Linked DNA regions of Homo sapiens: region 2 is linked to region 1. Evidence: read pairs that join two places in POLR2A ChIA-PET (ENCODE). Cell type or tissue: OCI-LY7. All regions are shown on one strand. Each heading gives the region's core, and the rest is flanking DNA. Links, peaks and the distances in the headings are about the cores only. Region 1 overlaps DYNLT2B (dynein light chain Tctex-type 2B). Region 2 overlaps RUBCN (rubicon autophagy regulator).

What was found. ChIA-PET counts read pairs that join two places held together with the same protein. Peaks named below come from ENCODE experiments on the same cell type or tissue, not always from the same donor. Only the 100,000 strongest peaks of a DNase experiment are listed, where the experiment ranks them.
Region 2: POLR2A ChIA-PET joins it to region 1 with 7 read pairs; 1 of 35 experiments calls an interaction of 5 or more read pairs at or near these places.

Annotation. Positions count from the first base shown.
Region 1 is chr3:196,287,839-196,295,762 of GRCh38, reverse strand. It overlaps DYNLT2B (dynein light chain Tctex-type 2B), which reads left to right. Exons shown (of 5, transcript NM_152773.5): 5 at 4,389-4,544. The coding sequence ends at 4,436. Among named protein-coding and RNA genes, the nearest start is that of PCYT1A, 4.1 kb to the right of the region's middle. RefSeq lists enhancers at 2,927-3,016, 7,894-7,924 and a silencer at 7,611-7,720. In OCI-LY7, for the core only: a CTCF peak has its summit at 3,030; a DNase peak (open chromatin) is centred at 3,322; H3K4me3 peaks cover 736 bases; H3K27ac peaks cover 438 bases.
Region 2 is chr3:197,715,635-197,732,910 of GRCh38, reverse strand. It overlaps RUBCN (rubicon autophagy regulator), which reads left to right. Exons shown (of 20, transcript NM_014687.4): 2 at 14,781-14,934. Among named protein-coding and RNA genes, the nearest start is that of RUBCN, 13 kb to the left of the region's middle. RefSeq lists a silencer at 13,659-13,953 and an enhancer at 13,659-13,953. In OCI-LY7, for the core only: no CTCF peak of the experiment used is centred there; a DNase peak (open chromatin) is centred at 8,750.

The sequences.
Region 1 (7,924 bases), core at 249-5,248:
AGCATATTATTTAGTTAGCATATTATTTAAACATTATTTTTAGCCACTTCCTCCATAAATCAGTGTTCTAAAACTCAATCCTGATAATCCTTATTAAAGTAATAATTTATAACTAAAATTTTAAAATCACTTATTTGTTCATTTGAACCAATCACACTTTGCTAAGTTGCAAACAAATGTGGATGGCAGGGATTCCATGAGCAAAGGTCATTTTTTTTTAGTAGTAAAATTTATTACTTTATCTTAAAGCCATTTATTAAAATTAAGCAAAAATAAAGAGGAATCTTTAAAAAGATGTTTCAGGCCAGGCGCGGTGGCTCATGCCTATAATCCCAGCACTTTGGGAGGCCAAGGAGGGCGGATCACCTGAGGTCAGGAGTTCAAGACCAGCCTGGCCAACATGGTGAAAGCCTGTCTCTACTAAAAATATAAAAATTAGCCGAGCATGGTGGCGGGCACCTGTAATCCCAGCTACTCAGGAGGCTGAGGCAGGAGAATCGCTTGAACCCCGGAGGCAGAGGTTGCAGTGAGCTGAGATTGTGCCACTGTATTCCAGCCTGGGTGACACACACACACACATAAAAGAGGTTTCATTGAAGTTATTATTTTATATTTACTCCAGAAAGGATTGCATCCTCTATTCGTCTACTCCCAGGTTGTGAATACATAGAGTCAGAGTTAGAGTAGAACAGAAACTAGATTGAGTAAATTAAGAGAGTGAGGCCAGGTGGGGTGGCTCACGCTTGTAATCTCAGCACTTTGGGAGGCCGAGGCATGTGGATCACTTGAGGTCAAGAGTTTGAGAGCAGCCTGGCCAACATTGTGAAACCTCTTCTCTGCTAAAAACACACACACAAAAAATTAGCCGGGTGTGGTGGTGCACGCCTGTAATCCCAGCTACTTGGGAGGCTGAGGCAGGAGAATTGCTTGAACCTGGTGGCGGAGGTTCCAGTGAGCTGAGATCGCACCACTGCATTCCAGCCTGGGCAGCAGAGCAAGACTCTGTCTCAAAAATTAAAAAAAGAAAAAAGAAAAAAGTAAAAAGAAATAAGAGGGGGATTCCATCTCCAGTTCTGTCACTTTCTAATTGAATGACTTCAGGTAAGTCATTGGATTTTTCTCACATTGTATCAGTGACATTAGGAAGCTGAAGTACATTTTCCCAAAGACTGGCTGTGACTGCCTAAGGATCATCTGGGAAGTTGTTTAAAATATAGACGCTGGGTCCCTATTCAAATAGATTCTGATCAAATAGGCCAGGGGTTAGATCAGTGAATCAGAATATTTAAAAAGTTCCCCATGATTCTGCTGACTGCCAGATATGGACACTGCTTATGTAGATGATTTTAAGGTAGCTTTTAGCTCTAAAATTCTATGGTCTCACCAAGGTTTTATTTTTATTTTTATTATTTTTTGAGACAGAATTTTGCTCTTGTTGCCCAGGATGGAGTGCAATGGCACAATCTCAGCTCACCACAACCTCCACCTCCCGGGTTGAAGTGTCCTGCCTCAGCCTTCCGAGTAGCTGGGATTACAGGCATGCACCACCACACCTGGCTAATTTTGTAATTTTAGTAGAGACAGGGTTTCTCCATGTCGGTTAGGTTGGTCTGGAGCTCCCGACCTCAGGTGATCGGCCCGCCTCGGCCTCCCAGAGTTCTGGGATTATAGGCGTGAGCCACTGCGCCCAGCCCCACCAAAGTTTTATTTTATGCTTAACTACCCTAGGGATCAGGGGCTGGACAGTGGGAAGTACTATGTAAATCTTAATTTATCAGCTATCTTTGGGGGAATAGTCAAGCTAAGAAGATGGTTTTTTTTGCCAGGCACGGTGGCTCATGCCTGTAATCCCAGCACTCTGGGAGGCCGAGGCGGGCGGATCATGAGGTCAAGAGATTGAGACCATCCTGGCCAACATGCTGAAACCCCGTCTCTACTAAAAATACAAAAATTAGCCAGGTGTGGTGTTGGGTGCCTGTAATCCCAGCTACTCGGGAGGCTGAGGCAGGAGAATTGCTTGAACCTGGGAGGCAGAGGTTGCAGTGAGGCGAGATTGTGCCACTGTACTCCAGCCTGGAGACAGAGCGAGACTCTGTCTCAAAAAAAAAAAAAAAAATGCATCTTGTTTGTTTGTTTTGAGACGGAGTCTCACTCTGTCACCTAGGCTGGAGAGTGGTGGTGCCATCACGGCTCACTGCAACCTCTGCCTCCCAGGTTCAAGTAATTCTCCTGCCCCAGCCTCCCGAGTAGCTGGGACTACAGGTGCATGCCACCACGCTCGGCTAATTTTTGTATTTTTTAGTAGAGACAAGGTTTCACTATTTGGTCAGGCTGGTCTCCAACTCCTGACCTCAGGTGATCTGCCTGCTTTGGCCTCCCAAAGTGCTGGGATTACAGGCATGAGCCACTGGGCCTGGCCAAAAAATGCATCTTTAGATGATACAATTCATTCATTCAACAAATAGTTCTGAGCTCCTATTATGTGTCAGCTTCTGCACCTGAGGGGCTAGGGACAAAATGATGAATAAGACAGGCATGGTTTCTGCCTATTAACATCCAGTGGGGGCCACTCAATACTCAAATGAACAAATATGTAATAAAAAACTTTAGGCTGGGTGTGGTGGCTCACGCCTGTAATCCCAGCACTCTGGGAGGCCGAGGCGGGTGGATCACCTGAGGTCAGGAGTTCAAGACCAGCCTGGCCAACATGGTGAAACCCCATCTCTACTAAAAATACAAAAACTAGCCGGGCAAGGTGGCGGGCGCCTGTAGTCCCAGCTACTTGGGAGGCTGAGGCAGGAGAATTGCTTGAACCCAGAGGGCGGAGGTTGCAGTGAGCCAAGATTGTGCCACTGCACTCCAGCCTGGGCGAGAGGGCAAGACTCTGTCTCAAAAAAAAAGCACTTTATTTGGGAGATTCCAGGAAACATTAGTAGAGGCAGAGGAAATGAGAAAGGAGGGAAAATCATGTGGTATTGAGCGGAAAACTGCTGGATGACAGGGCTCAGTCCTGTTGGAGAACTCTGGGTGGTGCTGTAGAACAGGGCCACTCACAGTGGGGTGCACAGACCAGCACGGCTCTGTGACCTGTTTGTTACAGGTCCATGATGAGGTAAACAATACACTGAGTATAAGGGTTGGTTTAGAAACTCTTACAGCAATTTGACAAAGTAATCTTCTGTGCAGTGAATCTAAGAAAAAAATTGGGGCTGTATTTGTATGTTCCTTTTTTTCATTTCATGTTCTGAGTTACCTATTTTTATTGCATTTTACAAAAGCATCCTTCCATGAAGGACCGGAAGTTAAAAACAAAGCAGGTCCTTTATCACAGCACTGTCGTAGAACACAGTTCAGAGTTATCCACCCAAGGAGCCAGGGAGCTGGGCTAAACCAAAGAATTTTGCTTTTGGTTAATCATCAGGTACTTGAGTTGGAATTGTTTTAATCCCATCATTACCAGGCTGGAGGTGAGGTTAGTGGTGCAGGAGTTGCTGAGGCAGGTGGAAATCTTGTAATAAATGCCTAAAAATGTTTTAAGCAATTTGACTGGGCTCTGGAAAGCATTTTGTGATTCTGAACTAAAAGATGGACAAGTAAATTTTATCAATTAAGAACAAACACCCAGAGACTATTTCTCTTATCCAGAATTTATGACAAGGTCCTGTTGTTCTTATTATCAGTGATACTTATAATATGGTTTCTTGGGATGAGTAATGGAGTTTACTCCAAGAAACTCAAAGCATTTCATACATTATTTCTGTGATAAATCAGGAAATATGTGAATAATTATTTTATGAATATGTATTACCTAAAGTTCATTAGTTCACATTTTATTTTTGCATTCAGAAAATCTAATTCTTTACCCATCCTAACCTTTTAGCAAGCAATTTTGTAGTCACCCTCAGGCAAGCAATAGTGTAGCTATACTCTGGAAACCCTTCACTTCTTGAAGAAGGAAAAAGTCTTCCTGATTGAAAATTGGTGGCTGGGTGAGGTGGCTCACGCCTATGATCCCAGCACTTTTGGAGACCAACATGGGTGGATTGCTTGATCCCAGGAGTTCAAGAACAGCCTGGGCAACATAGTGAGACCTCATCTTTACAAAAAATAAACAAAATTAGCCTGGTATGGTGGCAGGCACCTGTGGTCCTAGCTACTCTGGAGGCTGAGGTAGAAGGATTGCCTGAGTGTAGGAGGTCGAGGCTGCAGTGAGCTGAGATCACACCACTGCACTCCAGCCTGGGTGATAGAGTGACACCCTGTCTCAAAAAAGAAAAAAAAAATTGGAAAGATCTGAGATGGTGTTAGTTTCAGTTGCCTGTGCTGCTCTCATTCCCTCTTTAGTACTAACATTCTGGATGTGTGTGTGTGTTGTATTTATTTTTTAGGACAGTTTATTCTGCGTTGTAGCAGCATTTGGCTGTTTCTACTACTGAATGAATCTTTGAAAAGCTGGTAAAAGACATGACCATGAAGAAATCTGAACTTTTTAATATTGTTAAATATCTTGACAAAATAAAGATGTTAGTAGTTTGACAACTGAATCTGTTGTGTTTTAGGCCTTATATTTTTAATGTTTTGATTTTGTTACACTATGTTCTGTTTCTTTCTTTCCTTCCTTCTTTCTTTCCTTCCTTCCTCTCTCTCTCTCTGTCTCTCTCTCTCTCTCCCTCTCTCTCTCTTTCTCTCTTTCTTTCTTTTTTTTTTTGAGACAGAGTCTCTCTCTGTCGCCCAGGCTGGAGTGCAGTGGCACAATCTCGGCCCACTGCAACCTCCGCCTCTTGGGTTCAAGTGATTCTTCTGCCTCAGCCTCCCAAGTAGCTGGGACTACAGGCAAGTGCCACCACGCTTGGCTAATTTTTGTATTTTTACTAGAGACGGGGTTTCACCATATTGGCCAGACTGGTCTCAAACTCCTGACCTCATGATCCATCCATTTCAGCCTCCCAAAGTGTTGGGATTACAGGTGTGAACTACTGCGCCCGGCCCTACTATATTCTTGTTACACTGGAACACAGAGAAAAAAGTAGGGGAAAAGCCATTTCAATTGTTCAAACATAACCAATGGTAAAAATTTTGGTATATTTTCTACCAATGTTTTTTATTTCCAAGGTTTAAAAAACATATAATTTTGTACCCTCATTTTTCATTTCTCATGATGTTATGAACAGTTTTTATGTCATTTTATTTGCATTATGATTTTAAGATGCATGACTTAATAGCGGCATTTATTTCAATAGGTTATACCATATTGTTATTTTTGCCAGTTCCTTATTGAGGGTCTGCTTATTTCTGATTTTTCACTATTATAAAAAATAAAGACATGGCTTTATTTGTGCATAAAGCTTTTTCCTACATCTTTAAAATAACTTTTGAATTTATTTATTTTTATTTTCAGAGAATGGGCCTTGTTCTGTTGCCCAGGCTGGGGCACAGTAGCGGGACTGTAACTTGCTGCAGCCTTGAACTCTTAGGCTCAAGTGATCCTGCCACCTCAGCCTCCTGAGTAGCTGGGACTACAGGCATGCCAACACACATGGCTATTTTTAAAAAATGTTTATTTTTATTTTTTTATTTATTGAGACAGAGTGTTGCTCTGTTGCCCAGGCTGGAGTGCAGTGGTACGATCTCGGCTCACTAACCTCTGCCTTCTGGGTTCAAGAGATTCTCCTGCCTCCCGAGTAGCTGGGATTACAAGCAGGCACCACCATGCCCACCTAATTTTTGTATTTTTTTTTGTACAGATGGGGTTTTGCCACATTGGCCAGGCTGGTCTCAAACTTGTGGCTTCAAGTGATCTGCCTGCCTTGGCCTCCCAAAGTGCTGGAATTACAGGTGTGAGCCACCACACCTGGCCAGTAATTTTATTTTATTTATTTAGTTTTTGAGACAGAGTCTTGCTTTGTCACCCAGGCTGGAGTGCAGTGGCGCCATCTTGGCTCACTGAAACCTCAGCCTCCCAGGTTCAAGAGATTCTCCTGCCTCAGCCTCCCAAGTAGCTGGGATTACAGGCATGCGCCCCCACGCCTGGCTAATTTTGTATTTTTAGTAGAGGCAGGGTTTCACCATGTTGGCCAGGCTGGTCTCGAACTCCTGACCTTGTGATCCGCCCATGTTGCCCTCCCAACAGTAATTTTATTTTTTATAGAGATGAGGCCTTGCTATGTTGCCCAGGCTAGTGTTGAACTCCTGGCCTCAAGTGATCCTCCTGCTTTAGCCTCCCAATATGCTGGGAGTACAGGCATGAAACACCATGCCTGGCTGCTTTTTCCTACATTTTGAATTGTTGCCTTCATCTTTCTCACACAGTGTTTTTGCTCAGCTCTTGCCATCCTATGTCTTACATAGCTTATTAGCCTAAACACCCATCCATTTTCTTTGTCCACAGTGTCAGGGTCTTATGAAATTCATCCTCCCTTAAGACTGAGATTCTGATGTTGGTTACTATCTCAACTCTATTTTTGTAGTGATGTTCCCCTTAGAGGCCGCGGTGTCTTCTCCAGCTAACTGTCCTTATTTGGGGTACCTTAGTCTAACCGCCATGTTCAAAGACATATTTGAAATTCAGGTTTAAATCCTTTTTCCCCCTGGAAACTCCTCAGCAGATGCAGTTATACCCATCCTCTTTCTTCTCAGCCACTTTCAAGTTAAGCATGTAGACCAAGCTTGTCCAAGCCGCGGCCCAGAACAGCTTTGCATGCGGCCCAACACACATTTGTAAACTTCTAAAACACATGAGGTTTTTTTTTTTTTTGCGATTTTTTTTTTTAAGTCATCAGCTATTGTTACTGTTAGTGTACTTTATGTGTGGCCCAAGACAATTCCTCTTCTACCAATGTGCCCCAGGGAAGCCAAAAGATTGGATACCCTTGATGTAGACAAAAAAAGCAAAATAAAATAAAAAAAGCAAAGCAACAACAATAGCAACAAAAAGTTGACTGGGCGCGGTGGCCTGTGATCCCAACACTTCGGGAGGCTGAGGCGGGCAGATCACTTGAGGTCACGAGTTCGAGACCAGCCTGACCATCATGGTGAAACCCCGACTCTACTAAAAATACAAAAATTAGCCGGGCGTGGTGGCGCATGCCTGTAATCCCAGCTACTCGGGATGAGGCACGAGAATCCCTTGAACCCTGGAGGCGGAGGCTGCAGTGAGCTGAGATCGCGCCACTGCACTCCAGCCCGGGCGACAGAGCGAGGCTCCGTCTTTTAAAAAAATAAAAGAATAAGTAAATAAGTTTAAAAGGTCTTTTACTTCAGTCCAGTTGGTAACTAAAAAATAATAATACATTTTTTTTACATCCTTCTTCCATAATATTGTGTAGCCTCTTACATCTACGGAATCAAAAGGGATCCTTCCCAAGGTTCATTCTAGCAAAGGAAAACGTTTCTTTCCACCATACACCCTGCGACACGTGTCTTAATCCACTCCTGCTCAACTGGCTCCCAGTGGATCCCTAGGGATTTTTTTTTTTGGAGCCAACGTGGGTCAGAAAAAGGAAGAGGGTGGGTCAGCCACAGGTTTTCAGCGGACTGGGCTGGCGGTCGCAAATTCCCCTTACTTCCCCACGTAGGTAAAAGCTAACGCTGCGGCGAGGCAGCCGCGGTCGGGGCGTCTCCGCTGAAGGCGCCCGGGCCTCCTGCACGTTGGCTGCCCGGGTGCGGGGGTGCGGGCTGCGGTAGGCGCGGAGGTGCAGCGGTAGGACCTCCGCGCACAGGCCCGCCTGGGCGGACACAGCCCGAGTTGGACACGGGAGCAGCCGGGCAGCGCGTCTTGACGGACCGGCGAGCACTTGGGCCGGTTCACATCCGTATCCCACTTCAAGGAGACGTCTTCGCTGCATCCTCCGGTTCCGGGTGGAGGCTGACCCTGGGCCATTCCGTCTCCGGTCTCTGGTATTTCTGCTGGGTCACTTCATCCCGG
Region 2 (17,276 bases), core at 6,127-11,126, 1.4 Mb before region 1:
CTTGCTAGTTTTTTTGAAATAAGGCGAGGGTCTCCCCCACAAGTGACTGTTTGCAAGGGTATCACTTGTTCTTCCTCTTTCAGTGGCTCCTTCATCCGAGTTGAACACATTGGGACCTAGAGTGTTGGCTTAGCTTCCCACTTCCCCGGTAGTGTGCTTAGGTGATGGGCTTCCCTATTGTTTTCCGTCTAGCTATCACTCCAGCCAGATGCTCTGGGGCTTAGGGATGATACTTCACTTTCCCTCCGTTTCCTAAATGCCAGTTATTTTGAGGTTGCCTGGTAAAACTACTACACTACACTGGGCACGGTGGCTCACGCCTGTAATCCCAACACTTTGGGAGGCCAAGGTGGGTGGATCACGAGGTCAGGAGATCGAGACCATCCTGGCTAACACAGTGAAACCCCGTCTCTACTAAAAATACAAAAAATTAGCCAGGCGTGGTGGCAGGCGCCTGTAGTCCCAGCTACTGGGGAGGTTGAGGCAGGAGAATGGCGTGAACCCGGGAGGCGGAGCTTGCAGTGAGCCGAGATCACGCCACTGCACTCCAGCCTGGGAGACAGAGTGAGACTCGTCTCAAAAATACCCAAACTACTAGACTGGTAAACTGCTAAAGGAATGGTCTTTCTGGCATTGCTCTGTCTCCCTAGACCGCCTTGGCCATGCAGTGTACTGTCTCCCTAGACTGCCTTGGCCATGCAGTCTACTGCTGAGCTTGCAGCTCAGGTACATGTACTGCTCAGTGCTCCTGGCACCGTGATCCAGGTACAGTCAGAATTCAAGGAGTAAGATCCGTTTTAGCATCTCCAAACTAAGCTTATTCCACTGACCAAAACCTGCCCCTCCTCTGATCTCTGTTAATAGCATTTTCCACTCACTCAACATGCCAGAGCGTCAGAGTGACATTTGACATTTCGCTCTTCTCTATTTCCCATATGTAAGCAGTCACCAGGGTCTAAAATTCTGTTCCTAATTTTTCTTTTGAAGCCTTCTTTTTCTCTCCATTTCCAAATATAATGGCTTATAGTACTAAAAAATCTAGGGTGACTGGGAAGTGAGGAGCCACTCTGCCCGGCCAGCCGCCCTGTCCCGGAGGGAGGTGGGGGGGTCAGCCCCCCGCCCGGCCAGCCGCCCCATCCGGGAGGGAGGTGGGGGGGTCAGCCCCCCGCCCGGCCAGTCGCCCCATCCGGGAAGTGAGGGGCGCCTCTGCCCGGCTGCCCCTACTGGGAAGTGAGGAGCCCCTCTGCCCGGCCAGCCGCCCCGTCCGGGAGGGAGGTGGGGGGGTCAGGCCCCGCCCGGCCAGCCGCCCCATCCGGGAGGTGAGGGGCGCCTCTGCCCGGTCGCGCCTACTGGGAAGTGAGGAGCCCCTCTGCCCAGCCACCACCCCGTCTGGGAGGTGTACCCAACAGCTCATTGAGAACGGGCCATGATGACAATGGCGGTTTTGTAGAATAGAAACGGGGGAAAGGTGGGGAAAAGATTGAGAAATCGGATGGTTGCCGTGTCTGTGTGGAAAGAGGTAGACATGGGAGACTTTTCATTTTGTTCTGTACTAAGAAAAATTCTTCTGCCTTGGGATCCTGTTGATCGGTGACGTTACCCCCAACCCTGTGCTCTCTGAAACATGTGCTGTATCCACTCAGGGTTGAATGGATTGAGGGTGGTGCAAGATGTGCTTTGTTAAACAGATGCTTGAAGGCAGCATGCTCCTTAAGAGTCATCACCACTCCCTAATCTCAAGTACCCAGGGACACAAACACTGCGGAAGGCCGCAGGGTCCTCTGCCTAGGAAAACCGGAGACCTTTGTTCACTTGTTTATCTGCTGACCTTCCCTCCACTATTGTCCTGTGACCCTGCCAAATCCCCCTCTGCGAGAAACACCCAAGAATGATCAATAAAAACAAAAACAAAAACAAAAAACCTCTAGTTAACACATAATAATGCCCGCACTGAGCAGATGTTCACTAAGGTGTTGAATAAATAGTTGAAACTGTAAAAAAAAAAAAAAAAAAAAAAAAAAAAAAGATGCTTTTAAAATATGAAAAAAAAAGATATTTTAATGAGAAAAGCTGAGTGTTGGGAGAGAAGCTGATGCAGGGCTTGCATGTCTGCTAGACTTGCTGGCTCCTTGCTTCTAGCACTCCCATTATCTCAAGCAGCCATATGTTTCTCATTCACTTGATACACTGTTTCCTTTCAACCCCCACATCCTCACCACCTGTTTCTTTGTTTGATCATCAATAAATGGTGTGGGCTCCCAGAGCTCCGGGCCTTGGCACAGCATCCACACTCGTGATGGCCCCCTGGTCCCACTTTCTCTCTCAAAAAAAAAAAAAAAAAATCTAGGGTGTACTGTTGCTTCAGAAATGCCCAAATATGGGTGTTCAAATTAAGAATTTGTCTCTGTCTCTGGGCTCTGCTTCCAGATGTGTTGTTTTCATTCTCAGGTAGACTATTCTACAGGTTACCATAGCAACTCCAAGCTTAGCAATACCAGCAACAAGAAAGATGCAGTCCCAGCAGCTCCAGCAAAAGCAAAAATCCCGGGGCTGACTCTTTTTGGACTGACTTGAGTTATGTTTCTGTTCTTGTGGTCGGGGTATGGGCTATTCTGCTTAGTCAGGCCTAAGTTATGTGCCCAACCCTGGATCCTAAGGGAGGGTGAGATCTTGGAACCTCATGGACCAGAGTAAGTAGTAGAGAGGTGGTTCCTCAGTGGAAAATCAGGGTTCTCTTACCAAAATAAAGGGACAAATTCTGGGCAGATATAAAGTTTATTCACTGTAGACCCATATAATCTCTTCTTGGGGATTACCTCAGTAGCTTCTTAACTAATCTTCCAACCTGAATTTAGTCCCAATTCCAGATAGCCTCACCCTGCTACTAGTTTAATTTTTCAGAAACAAAGCTACTATAATATTTTACTCAGGGATGTTCAGTGATTGGCTGGATTTGGTGGCTCATGCCTGTCATCCCAGCTCACCCTGCTACTAGTTTAATTTTTCAGAAACAAAGCTACTATAATATTTTACTCAGGGATGTTCAGTGATTGGCTGGATTTGGTGGCTCATGCCTGTCATCCCAGCACTTTGGGAGGCTGAGGTGGGTGGGTCACCTGAGGTCAGGAGCTCAAGACCAGCCTGGTCAACATGGCAAAATGCTGTCTCTACTAAAAATACAAAAAATTAGCCAGATGTGGTTGTGCACCCCTGTAATCCCAGCTACTCAGGAGGCTAGGCAGGAGAATTGCTTGAACCTGGTAGGCGGAGGTTGCAGTGAGCCCAGGTGATGCCACTGCACTCCACCCTGGGCAACAGATCGAGACTGTCTCAAAAAACAGAACAAAACAAAAGCAGGGGCCGGACGCGGTGGCTCACGCCTGTAATCCCAGCACTTTGGGAGGCCGAGGCAGGCGGATCACAAGGTCAGGAGATCGAGACCATCCTGGCCAACATGGTGAAACCCCGTCTCTACTAAAAATACAAAAAAATTAGCCGGGCGTGGTGGCGGGCGCCTGTAGTCCCAGCTACTTGGGAGGCTGAGGCAGGAGAATGGCGTGAGCCCGGGAGGCAGAACTTGTAGTGAGCCGAGATCGCGCCGCTGCACTCCAGGCTGGGCGACAGAGCGAGACTCCGTCTCAAAAACAACAAACAAAACAAAACAAAAAAAACAAAAGCAATGTTCAGTGGTTTTCCCATTGAAAACAGAATATTTTCCATGTCAAAACTCCTCACCCTGGTATTGAATCTTTTTTTTTTTTTTTTGAGACGGAGTCTCGCTCTGTTGCCCAGGCCAGAAAGCAGTAGCACAATCTCGGCTCACTGCAAGCTCCGCCTCCCGGGTTCACGCCATTCTCCTGACCTCGTGATCCGCCCGCCTCGGCCTCCCAAAGTGCTGGGATTACAGGCGTGAGCCACCGCGCCCGGCCTGAATCTTTCTGTTAGTACTTAATGAAGTTTCCAATTACAAAACCATGGCACACTCACCCACTCTCACATCTTTCTTGCCATTCTCATTCTTGCTTTTCTACACTCACTGCAATACCTCCCTCTTTGCCTGGAGAGCTCTTAGTCGTCCCTTAAATGACGCTCCTTTAGAAGGCACCCCTCTCTGTTAGAGCACATCTGACATCTCCCTTCATAGCATGGTTATGTAAGTGTCCATTTCCCCCATTACGTTCTGAATTCTCTGACAGATGGGACTCTTCCTCTTTAACCGCTATAACGCTTCTTTAAGCACCAGTGCCTAGCCCAGTGCCTGACATATAGTTGGTGTTCAGTGAATATTTGTTTGAGGAATGAAGACATTAACGTTGTGGTCATCCCTCTTACAGATGGGCAGATGCTAGTGGAACTGTTGTCATTGGAAGTGCCACTTTCTTCGCATTTCTCCTATTCATTTTCACTTTTTCACGTTTTTATATTTCCTGTTTTCTTTCTTTCCCGTCCCTGTTTGATTATTCTAGGAGTTAACAGTTTACATAGAGCTAGTAGCAAAGCAGGATGATCACATGATTTTAAAGGAAACTAGCAATTGCTAGTTCGATTTTTAGTACAAAAATTACAGAAACATACCCTTGAAGCTTTTGGGGAAGCTGCTGTTGTCAGAACCCAGGAGGGGACTGCAAGGACTCTAAGCCTGAAGCTTTTCCTCTCCCCACAGCTGTTTTTGTTTTTTGAAGGGTTCTCACATTGTTGCCCAGGCTAGACTTGAACTTTTGAAGTCAGGCAATCCTCCTGCCTCAGCCTCCTGAGGAGCTGGGACTACAGGCATGTGCCACTGTGCCCAGCATAGGTCAGGCAGTCCTCCTGCTTCAGCCTCCTGAGGAGCTGGGACTACAGGCATGTGCCACTGTGCCCAGCATAGGTCAGGCAGTCCTCCTGCTTCAGCCTCCTGAGGAGCTGGGACTACAGGCATGTACCGCTGTGCCCAGCGTGCCTTTTACCTTTAAATCATCTACCTGAAACTGAAAAGACTGAAACACTTTGTCTTTCCTCCCGTGCCATTGCTATTAAAGTGGTGTTGTGTGCCTGCTTTACCTTGTTTGTAAAGCATTCTGCTACCTAGACAGTATAACATGAGCCTGGTGAAGTAATAAGATTGTCTTTCTTATATGTCTCATGAAATCAGCCTTATTGTGCCGCAGTAACACCTTGACAGTTTCTTCCATTCCGTCAAGCAGATTTAAGTCTTTACCATATAAAAGTCATATCCAGTATTTGAGGAAGTCCTTCCTAGCTTTCCTACTTCAGTGAGAGGACCAACAGCATCAACAGGGCCTTGCAATCCATGCTTACCTGCAGACCTGACCTTGGTTTAAACGCAGTGGAGATACTGTTTGGATGTGGAACACTGTAACCAAACTTCATTATGCTGCAGACTGTCCAATCCTTTACAATTTTTGGCAGAATTTTCTTTTTAAGCAGAATGGGTAAGAAGGCTTTATTCTAGGTACCCTTCCTGATTTTGTTGGATTTATTAGATTTATGCAATGGAAGTTCACAGGGGGAAAATGGCAGAGAAAAGAGAATATTATTCTCTGCTCTATGATAATGCTTCCCCTAGATTGTCAGTTACACCCTCCTCTGTGAAGCAATTGTTGTCTCCATTTTACAGTGAGGGAATTGAAGCTTCAAGAGTTTAAATGGCTTGGTCAAGAATGTGGATCTAGGCCAGGTGAGGTGGCTCACGCCTGTAATCCCAGCACTTTGGGAGGCTGAGGCAGGCAGATCACTTGAAGTCAAGAGTTCGAGACCAGCCTGGCCAACATGGTGAAACCCCATTTCTACTAAAAATACAAAAATTAGCTGGGCATGGTGTCAGGCACCTGTAATCTCAGCTACTTGGGAGGCTGAGGCAGGAGAATCATTTGAACCCGGGAGGCGGAGGTTGCAGTGAGCTGAGATCGCACCACTGCCCTCCAGCCTGGGCGACAGAGCAAAACTCAGTCTCAAAAAAAAAAAAAAAAATAGAATGTGCATCTAGTTTGTGAGCAGCTAAGATTCAAATTCAAATTCAGTTTAAATGACTATGATGTCTATTTTCTTTCTACTGGGTGACATTTTCTTCCTGCTTATTAAAATACAAAAGATCTGTAATCCCAGCACTTTGGGAGGCTGAGGCGGGCGGATCATGAGGTCAGGAGTTTGAGACCAGCCTGACCAACATGGTGAAACCCCGTCTCTACTAAAAAATACAAAAATTAGCTGGGTTTGGTGGTGGGTGCCTGTAATCCCCAGCTACTCAGGAGGCTGAGGCAGGAGAATCGCTTGAACCCAGGAGGCAGAGGTTGCAGTGAGCCAAGATCGCACCACTGCCCTCCAGCCTGGGTGACAGAGCGAGACTCTGTCTCAGAAATAAAATAGGCTGGACGCGGTGGCTCACGCCTGTAATCCCAGCACTTTGGGAGGTCGAGGCGGGTGGATCACGAGGTCAGGAGATCGAGACCATCCTGGCTAACACAGTGAAACCCCGTCTCTACTAAAAATACAAAAAATTAGCCAGGCATGGTGGCGGGCACCTGTAGTCCCAGCTACCTGGGAGGCTGAGGCAGGAGAATGGTGTGAACCCAGGAGGCAGAGCTTGCAGTGAACCGAGATCACGCCACTGCACTCCAGCCTGGGCGACAGAGCGAGACTCCGTCTCAAAAAATAAAAATAAAAATAAAAAATAAAATAAAATAAAATACAAAAGAAATAGAAGATACATAGTCCCTTTCCTTCAGGAAACAAGCTATGTAATATTAAACAACAGTCTTAAAGTATTTTTAGAAGGAATGGTATAGCGACATCATACGCTTTTGGAGTTCTAATAAAGGAGCTATAGTGGGTCAGATTATTTAGAACCTTTTTAGAGAAAGTTGAATTAGAGCTGGACCTGAATCCCTGAATGGGGTGAGAACAGGCATTCCAGGTGGAGAGCTCTGCATGAATAAGATCATGGCAGTAGAGTGAGGTTGGCATGTTTGTAATAGTGTGTGATGAGGTCCCCGTACCTAACCTGAGGAGTACTGGGCAGCAAAGTTGGTATTTAGATTGGGGCCAATGATGGAGAATTTTTCACCTCCATGCTAAGGAGTTTGTTGGTGGTTAGGTTTCTGACATAAGGGATTTTTCATCCGTATGTTAAATCCACTGATTGTTGAAATTCAATGCATTTGATGTTACTCAGGTGTTAAATAGGTGTCGAATTACAAAGCATACCTACAGGTACTGCTTATTCCCTCCTGTACATTAAGATTCTCCTTTGGCTGCGTGCAGTGGCTCACGTCTGTAATCCTAGCACTTTAGGAGGCCGAGGCAGATGGTTGCTTGAGCCCAAGAGTTTGAGACCAATCTCAGCAACATAGTAAGACTCTGGTCTCTACAAAAAAAAAAAAAAAAAAAAAAAGATTCTCCTGTCAGCCATGAAATGTATGGGACTGGCCGATGGTTACATTCTCCCAGGTGCCCCAGAGCTGAGAGACTATATAAGAGAGTCAAGTATGTTTTTCCTATAAGCATGTTATTTATTTAAAGCATATTATTTATGTAAAAAGGAGCACATTCAACTACACAGCCTGCAAGTTAAATACTAGATAATTAAAAACAGCAAATATATGGCCAGATAAGAAGAAACATTAAACACACATGTGATAGTCTCTCGCTACCTCAGTGTTACCAATAATTATTTCACTTAATTATATTTTTTCTACCTGAAGGAGGAACCCATTACCTCTTTCCAGGAAGTACTTTCTGGCATTAAAAGTCCCAGGGACACTTGCCTGACCACAGTCTTCCAACTTCGAAGCCCTTGATACTGAGTATTTTAAAAATCCTTTATGGTACTTTCCAGCTTCTGGTTTGTTCAGATTATTGATCCTTTCTTTGTGGGGAGGGATTTTTTTAGTTTTTTTGTAGAGACGAGATTTTGCATGTTGGCCAGGCTGGTCTTGAACTCCTGAGCTCAAGCAATGCACCTGCCTCAGCCTCCCAAAGTGCTGGGGTTACAGGCGTGAGCCACCACACCCAGTCTACTGATCCTCTATTAATCGCTAGTCTCAGGAAAGCCCTAAACAATTCTGCTCTTCTCTACAGTTCCCCCATATTACTAAAGGTAACCACTATTAACGTATTATTTCTTTTCATATTTTTATGTTGAGATCGTAAATCTAATTTTACATTCTGCTTTTTATACTTTAATATGCTATAATTAGCTTTAGAAACTTTTTGGTCAAAAGTTTTCATTCTTCATGGTATTCCATCATGTGGATGTCACATCTTTCTTCCTCCACTTTGGGGATCAAATCATTACCTGACTTGGGACAACCTGACTTTCAGCTGTGATCCATGGGCCTGTCCCAGATAAAGAGCTCACTGTGGAAGGGACATGCCAGTAAGCTGAAGCTGTTTCCTTTACCACTAAAAAGAGTATTTGGGGATTGAAGATAGACCAGTATCTATTTCTTACCTTGAATCACACTTTGCAATTGCATAGTACTTTCACTTATTTACTATTTATTATATATTTCATATATATCACATATAAGATACTCACATGTCATGTTTTTAGTGATTATGTTTTAGTTATGTATTAGTTATATAGTGTAATACTTTACAGAGTTTTGTAGCTTTTTACTTTAATCTTGAGTGTTACTTATTATAACATACTTATTATAACATGGTGAGCTTAAGACTGAGTTGGCATCTAGGAAAACTGGTTTTCCCCAGATATACTTATTTGGGTCACTTAAGCAATTTCTGTTCCTCTTTAAAGGAGGGATGTGGTCAAGATCCTCCCAGAAGAAGGTAGTTGGTATTTTATTCTGAGATTGGCTTCGTTGTGAGTTGATGAAAATGATTTATGTAGGGATGGGTTATACTCTCCCTTGCCACTTAGGCCGCCCCCCAGGTTCAAGCAATTCTCCTGCCTCAGCCTCTCGAGTAGCTGGGATTACAGGCATGTGCCACCACGCCTGGCTAATTTTTATATTTTTTTAGTAGAGAACGGGGTTTTTCCATGTTGGTCAGGTTGGTCTCGAACTCCTGACCTCAGGTGATCTGCCTGCCTCAGCCCCTCAAAGTGCTGGGATTACAGGCGTGAGCCACTGCGCCTGGCTGGGAAAGGATATTTTATTTCTCCATTGTGATCTGTTTACTTGCATCTAAGATTCAGGCATAATGGTTTAATCAAACCAGTGTGTATGAGCTTCAGTTGAATTTAGTATTTCAACTCTCTGATATTGATAATTATATCATTAGGATAAACGATCCTAAAAAGATGAAGACACTAAAGAGATAGGCAATATAAAAATATGTAAAATGGGACTTCAAAAATTCCAGATTTGGGGAGGAATGGAGTTAAAGTATAGGTTTTGTTTGTTTCTTCCTTTTCCTATCTTTATGATCAAACTTAAGTCACTGTCAGTTTAAAATAACTTTTTATGGGCCTGGCATGGTGGCTCACACCTGTAATCCCAGCACTTTGGGAGGCTGAGGTGGGCAGGTCACTTGAGGTCAAGAGTTTGAGACTGGCCTGGCCAACATAGTGAAACCCCGTCTCTACTAAAAATACAAATATTAGCTGGGTGTGGTGGCAGGTGCCTGTAACTCTAATTCCAACTACTCAGGAGGCTGAGGCACGAGAATCGGGTGAACCCAGGAGATGGTGGTTGCAGTGAGCTGAGATCATGCTACTGCAGTCCTGCCTGGGTGAGAGTGAGACTATGTCTCAAGAAAAAAAAGAAAATTAAAAATAAATAAAATAACTTTTTATAACTACAAAATGTGTTTTGTAAGCCTCATGCTGACTACAAAGCAAAAACCTATGACACACCAAAATTGAAAAGCAAGGAATCAAAGCACACTACTAGAGAAAATCAAGTGCCACAACAGAAGACAGTAACAGAAAGAAAGGAACTGTAAAAAAACTAGAAAACAAGTAACAGACCTTACTTATCGATAATTACCTTAAATGTAAATGGGTTAAATTCTCCAAATAAAAGACAGTGACTCAATGAATTTTTAAAAACCTTCCAAATAAGCCCCAACCGTATGCTGCTTCCAAGAATCTCACTTCACATGTGAGGACATACATAGACTTAAAGGGATGGAAAAAGATGCTCTATGCAAATGGAAACCAAAAGACAGCAGGAGTAGCTATACTTATATCAGAGAAAATAGACTTCAAATCCAAAGTTGTGAAAAGAGTCAATATCATTATGTAATGATAAAGAGTCAATTCAGCAAAAGGATATAACAGTTGTGTGTGTGTGTGTGTTTATATATTAAGGTGCTCCCATGTTGGATGCCTGTATATATGCATGCATGCATCCAACATGGGAGCACCTTAAATATGTAAAGTGAATATTAGTAGACCTAGATGGGGAGAGAAAGTCTGATACAGTAACAGTCGAAAACTCTGATACCCCACTTTCAGCAATGGACAGATCATGCAGACAGAAAATCAACAAAGAAACAGCAGTGTTAAACTATATCCTAGACTAAATGGACCTAACAGACATCTACAGAACATTCTACTCAATAGCTGCAGGATACACATTCTTCTCAGCAGCACATGGAACCATCTCCAGGATATATGATATCATATGGTAGGCCACAAAACAGGTCTCAACAAACTTTTAAAAACTGAAATCATACCAAGTATTTTTTCTTTTTTCTTTCTTTTTTTTTTTGAAATGGGGTCTCACTCTGTCACCCAGGCTGGAGTGCAGTGGTGCAATCCCAGCTCCACCTTTGCCTCCTGGGTTCAAGCAATTCTCCTGCCTCAGCCTCCTGTGTAGCTGGGATTACATGCACGCACCACCACACCTGGCTAATTTTTTTTTGTATTTTTAGTAGAGATGGGGTTTCGCCATGTTGACCAGGCTGGTCTTGACCTCCTGACCTCAAGTGATCCGCCCACCTCGGACTCCCAAAGTGCTGGGATTACAGGCATGAGCCACCGCACCCGGCCATTCAAGTATCTTTTGTGACTACAGTGCAATACAACTAGAAATCAATAACAAGAACAACTTAGGAAACTATACAAATATGTGGAAATTAAACAACATGCTCCTGAACAACCAGTTGGTCAATGAAGAATTAAGAAGGAATTAGAAAATTTATTGAGACAAATGACAGTGGAAACACAACATACCAAAAACAGTGGGATACTGCAAAAGTAGTACTAAGAGGGAAGAAAATAGCAATTAACATCTATATCAAAAAGTAGAAAGAGCTCAACCTAATGTTGCACCTCAAGAAACTAGAAAACCAGGACAAACCAAACCCAGAATTAGTAGAAGGAAAGAAATAATAAAGATCAGAGCAGAAATAAATGAAATAGAGAATGAAAAAATATATATATAAAAGATTAACAAAAGAGTTGTTTGTTTCAGAAGATAAAATTAACAAACCTTTAGCTAGACCAAGGGGGAAAAAAGACTCAAATAAATAAAATCAGAGAGAAAAAGGAGACATTGCAACTGACAGCACAGAACTATGAAGAATCACTAGAGGCTGTTATGGGTAACTGTGCCAACAAATTGGAAAACCTAGAAGAAGTGAAGAAATTTGTGGACACATACAGCTTACCGACACTGAATCATGACAAAACAGAAAACCTGGACACACCAATAATGAGTAATGAGATGGAATCGGTAATGAGTCTCCTATCAAAGAGAAGCCCAGGGCCCGATGTTGTCACTGCCGAATTCTACCACAACTTCAAGGAAGAACTAATACCAATTCTTCCCAAATTATTCCACAAAATCGAAGGAGAGAGAATTCCTCCAAACTCATTCTACAAGGCCAACATTATCATGATACCAAAGCTACAGAGGGGCACAAGAGGAAAAACTACAGGCTAGTACCCCCGATGAGTATAGCTACAGAAATCCTTCACAAAATACTAGCAAACCAAATCTAATCGCTGCACATTAAAAAAAAATCAGAAGATAGCCGGTGTCGGTGAGGATGGGGAGAAAAGGGAACCCTTACACGCTGCTGGTGGGAATGTAAGTTAGTACAGCCATTATGCGACACAGTCTGGAGGTTCCTCAAAAAGTTAAAAATAGAACTACTGTGTGATCAAGCAATCCCAATACTGAGTATATATCCAGGGGAAACACAATCGGTGTATCAAAGCGATACCTGCACTCCTCTATTTATTGCAGTGCTATTCATGATAGCCAAGGTATGAAATCAACTTAAATGTCCATCAACAGCCAGGCGCGGTGGCTCACTCCTGTAATCCCAGCACTTTGGGAGGCCGAGGTGCACAGATCATGTGAGCCCAGGAGTTTGAGACCAGTCTGGCCATCATGGAGAAACCCCATCTAACTAAAAATACAAAAATTAGCCAGACATGGTAGCCTGCGCCTGTAGTCCCAGCTACACGGGAGGCTGAGGCAGGAGAATCGCTTGAACCTGGGAGGCAGAGGTTGCAGTGAGCCAAGATTATGCCACTGCACTCCAGCCTGGGCGACAGAGTGAGAGTCTGTCTTAAAAAAAAAAAATGTCCGTCAACAGATTAATGGCTAAAGATAATGGGGTGTGTATACACTATGGAATACACTTCAACCTTAATTCTTTCAGTTTTGGCAACATGGGTGAACCTGGAGGATGTTACCTTAAGGGCAATAAGCCAGGCACAGAAAGACAGCTGTCACATGCTATTACTCGGTAATCTAAAAAGTTGTTCTCATGGAGGTAGAGAGTGGAATAGTGGTTGCCAGAGGATGAGGAGGGTAGGAGGGAGAAGGGCATGGAGAGAGATTGGTCAACAGGTACATGGTTGTAGTTAGGCAGGAGGAGTACGTTCTGGTGCTCTGTTGCACAGTAAGGCGGGAGAAGGGCATGGAGAGAGATCGGTCAACAGGGCCAAGGGGACAGACAGTTAGACAGAAGGAGTACATTCTGGTGCACAGTAAGATGACGAGGGTTAACAGCAGTGTATGGTGTAGTTCAGAATAGCTGGAAGAGAGGTTTTTGAATGTTCTCATCACAGGGAAATGATAAATATTTAAGGTGATGGATATGCTAATTACTTTGTTGCGATCAATGCACAATATATCCATTGTATACTATCAATATGTACAATTATGTATCAATCAAAATTTTTTAAAAAGGTGACACTAAATACGGTAGCTATGTAAATCAATTTTTTACAGAAGTTTTCTTCTACATGAGCAGATACCAAATATAGATTGTTTGGTGTATCTTAGAATAAAAGCCACATTCTTTTGTAGCTTTGGCACCTTAGGGACACTTCATTGTGAGGAAGGGAAATTCTTCAGCTTTGTCCAGAGGAAATTATAGGTAGATCTGAATGCTCAAAGTTTCTAAGATGTCAATGCTCTTTGTGTAATTTTGGAATCAAAGCCCTAGGATGATAGAGTACTTAATGTTTGCTTTTGGGATTTATCATGTTCTTTTTTTTTTTTTTTTTTTTTTGAGACAATCTCACACTTGTTGCCCAGGCTGGAGTGCAATGGCATGATCTCAGCTCACTGCAACCTCCACTTCCCAGGTTCAAGCGATTCTCCTGTCTCAGTCTCCCGAGTAGCTGGGATTACAGGCATGTGCCACCACGCCTGGCTAATTTTTGTATTTTTTGGTAGAGATGGGTTTTCACCATGTTGGCCAGGCTGGTTTCTAGCTCCTGACCTCAGGTGATCCACCCGCCTCAGCCTCCCAAATTGCTGGGATTACAGGTGTGAGCCACTGCGTCCAGCCTCATGATGTTCTTTAACAGTTAACCTTGTAAGATCAGTACAGAATGAATCAGAACACAGGTATGCAGAGTCACGTCATGAGTCAGACTGATTCTCAGGCCTATGAGACCGGATTGTAACCTGTTGGCACATGGGAAAACTGTGTCACTAAGAAATCAGAGGCTAGTTTGCTCTGAGGAAGAGGCATAGGATATGCAGAGTCACTGGGCAAAAGTTGGCAGTCCATTGGCCTCTGCGATGGCCGTTTCTTACGGTATAATCATAAATGACATTTTAGTGACCGCCTTAGTCCTACAGTTTCTGTCCTTCACGATGCTGTAGTTAGCGCTTGGAAATATAGGAAATAAGAAGTTGTTTTTGGCCTTTTTTGTTTGGCAAAAGATGTCTGGTTCTGTGTGGATGCCTTCATCTTTTTGTATATTGTGCAGGTACTGTCATTGTTAAGAAATGGATCTTAGGCTGAGTGCAGTGGATTACATCTGTAATCCCAGCTCTCTGGGAGGCCGAGGTGGGAGGATCACTTGAGGCCAGGAGTTGGGCAGCATAGTGAGACCCCATCTCTACAAAAAATTTAAAAATTATCTGGGTGTGTTGGTGCACATCTGTAGTTCCCAGCTACTCGGGAGGTTGAGGTGGGAGGATCACCTCTACCTGGGAGGTTGAGGCTACAGTGAGCTGTGATCATGCCACCACACTTCAGCCTGGGTGACAGAGTTAAGTGTCTCAAAAAATAAAAATGGATCTGAATGGGTTATACCCCTATAAAGTTAGGGTTATAAGCTGCTTATGTGAGGATTGAGTGAGATAGTAGATGAAAATCCCTTTACAAAGCATAATCTACCATTTGAATGTGAGGGTTTTTGCTGTTTGTTTTTTGTCTTTAAATTAGTATTGTTCACAACTTTAATTCTCTCAGAGTTGAGTTTTGTGCCCAAGTAAAAATTAAGAGGGGAGAGAATGTTAGGATGTGGGGCAGGAGGCTCCTCGGCTTAGACTTTCTTTGATATGATCAGGATCAAGTACAGCAAAGGTAACTAACGATTGGTGTAACTGATGCCCTTGCAGGAGGGAGCACTGGCAGTTGCTGGGTAATTTGAAGACGACGGTGGAGGGTTTGGTATCAACCAACAGCCCCAACGTCTGGTCTAAGTATGGTGGCTTGGAGCGGCTTTGCAGGGACATGCAGAGCATCCTCTATCACGGGCTTATCCGTGACCAGGTATGCAGAACTCCTTTTTTTGCCAGATTGGCTGACTCGCTTGTTGAAAAGAAACAGTCGCATTGGCAGGGAGGAGATGAAGGCCACTGGTCTGTGGACTCCTGAGAGCAGCTGTGACTTAATTCATTTTTTTAATATACAGAACGTTTCACATCGTGTCTGATGGACCATAGATGTTAATGGAATGAATAAATCACTGGGTAGGACAGCAAATCAGCAACAAAAGATTAGGTCAACTTAAAACTTTCCTATTGTTGCTGTAACAAGTAACTACAAACTAAATGGCTTAAAACAACACAGATTTATCATCTTACAGTTCTTGAGATCGAAGTCCAAAATGAGTTTCACGGGGCTGAAACCAAGGTGTCTGCAGGGCCACACACCCTCTGGACGCTCCACAGAGAATCTACTTCCTTGCCTTTTCCAGCTTCTCTAGGTTTCCTGCATTCTTTGGCTCTTGGCCACTTCCTCCATCTTGAGAGCCAACAGCATAGCACCTTCAAATCTCTCTCTGCCCCCCCCTTTTTTTTTTTGAGACGGAGTCTCGCTCTGTCACCCAGGCTGGAGTGCGGTGGTGCGATCTTGGCTCACTGCAAGCTCCGCCTCCCGGGTTCACAGCATTCTCCTGGCTCAGCCTCCCGAGTAGCTGGGACTACAGGCGCCCGCCACCAGGCCCGGCTAATTTTTTCTATTTTTTAGTAGAGACGGGGTTTCACCGTGTTAGCCAGGATGGTCTCAGTGGTCTCAATCTCCTGACCTTGTGATCTGCCCACCTTGGCCTCCCAAAGTGCTGGGATTACAGGCGTGAGCCACCGCACCCAGCTCTCTGCCCCCTTTGTTTGTTTGTTTGTGTTTTGAGACGGGGTCTCGCTCTGTCACCCAGGCTGGAATGCAATGACAAAATCATGGCTCGCTGCAGCCTCGACCTCCCGGGTTCAAGCAATCCTTCCACCTCAGCCTCCCAAGTAGCTAGGGCTACGGGCACATGCAACCACACCTGGCTAATTTTTGTGTTTTTTGTAGAGACAGGATTTCACCATGTTGCCCAGGCTGGTATTGAATTCTTGGTCTCAAGTGACCCTCCTGCCTTAGCCTCCCAAAGTGCTGAGATTATAGACATGAGCCACCGTGCCCAGCCCTCTCTGCTTTCACATCCCTTTCTCTCCTTATGGACCATTCCTGCCTACCCCCCTCCTTATGACCATTCCTACCTCCCTCTTAAGGACTCTTACAATTATACTGGGCCCACATGGACAATCCAGTATAATCGCCCCATCTCAAAATCCTTAATTTAATCACACCTGCAAAGTCACTTTTGTCATAAAAGGCAACATTCCCAGGTTCTAGGAATTAGAATGTAGACATCTTGGAGGACCAGTCTTAGCCAACCACAGCCAGGAAGCTTTTCCTTCTGAATCTTAGTTTTGGTTTTAAAACCATGCTGGTTTTTTTCAGAAGTAGGTAGGATAAAGGAAGAAAAACAGCCAAGGCAAAAATATGTTCACTTATTTCTGACTTTCATGCATGAAATGTTTCTACAGAATGAGAAGGTGGCCAGGCACAGTGGCTCACGCCTGTAATCCCAGCACTTTGGTAGACCAAGTGGGGCAGATCACTTGAGATCAGTTTAAGACCAGCCTGGCCAACATGGTGAAACTCTGTATCTACTAAAATTACAAAAATTAGCCGGGCGTGGTGGCGCGCACCTGTAATCCCAGCTACTCAGGTGGCTGAGGCAGGAGAATCACTTGAACCTGGGAGGCGGAGGCTGCAGTGAGCTGAGACCGTGCCACCGCGCTCCAGCCTGAGCGACAGGGTGAGACTGTATCTCACAACAACAAAAGAATGAAAAGATGAAACTCCATGTGCTCAGTGACATTAAAAGTACTTCCCTGTGGGAAATCCTTTTGTCTAGAAGCCAGTGTGTTCTAGTGATAATTAATTGCTTAGGCTTGATAAGATTCGTGTAATTAGAATCAACGTCTCTTTCCTGAGACAAAATAATCAGCTCTTCCTGTGATTCTTTTTGAATTAGAATTTTCATCTTGTTCCCTAAATTTAGACTTTTGTTATTACTATCTTTACTTCAAATTAATAATGGGAAGAAAGAATTAATGTGCTTTCTTTGTAAGGATAGTGAGACTTTATCCTCAAAGTATCTGTGAAAACTAGCAGGCATAAAAGTGACTAGGGAAAAGAAGAGTTAGTAGTTAACTCATGTTAGCTACGACACGAGTAGTTAATAGGTACTGTGGCTCAGGGTAGAGCCAGACTGCCTGGATTCAGTTTTCAGCTCCTTCATGTGTTAGCTGTGTAACCTTGGGCAAAATACTTAACCTCTT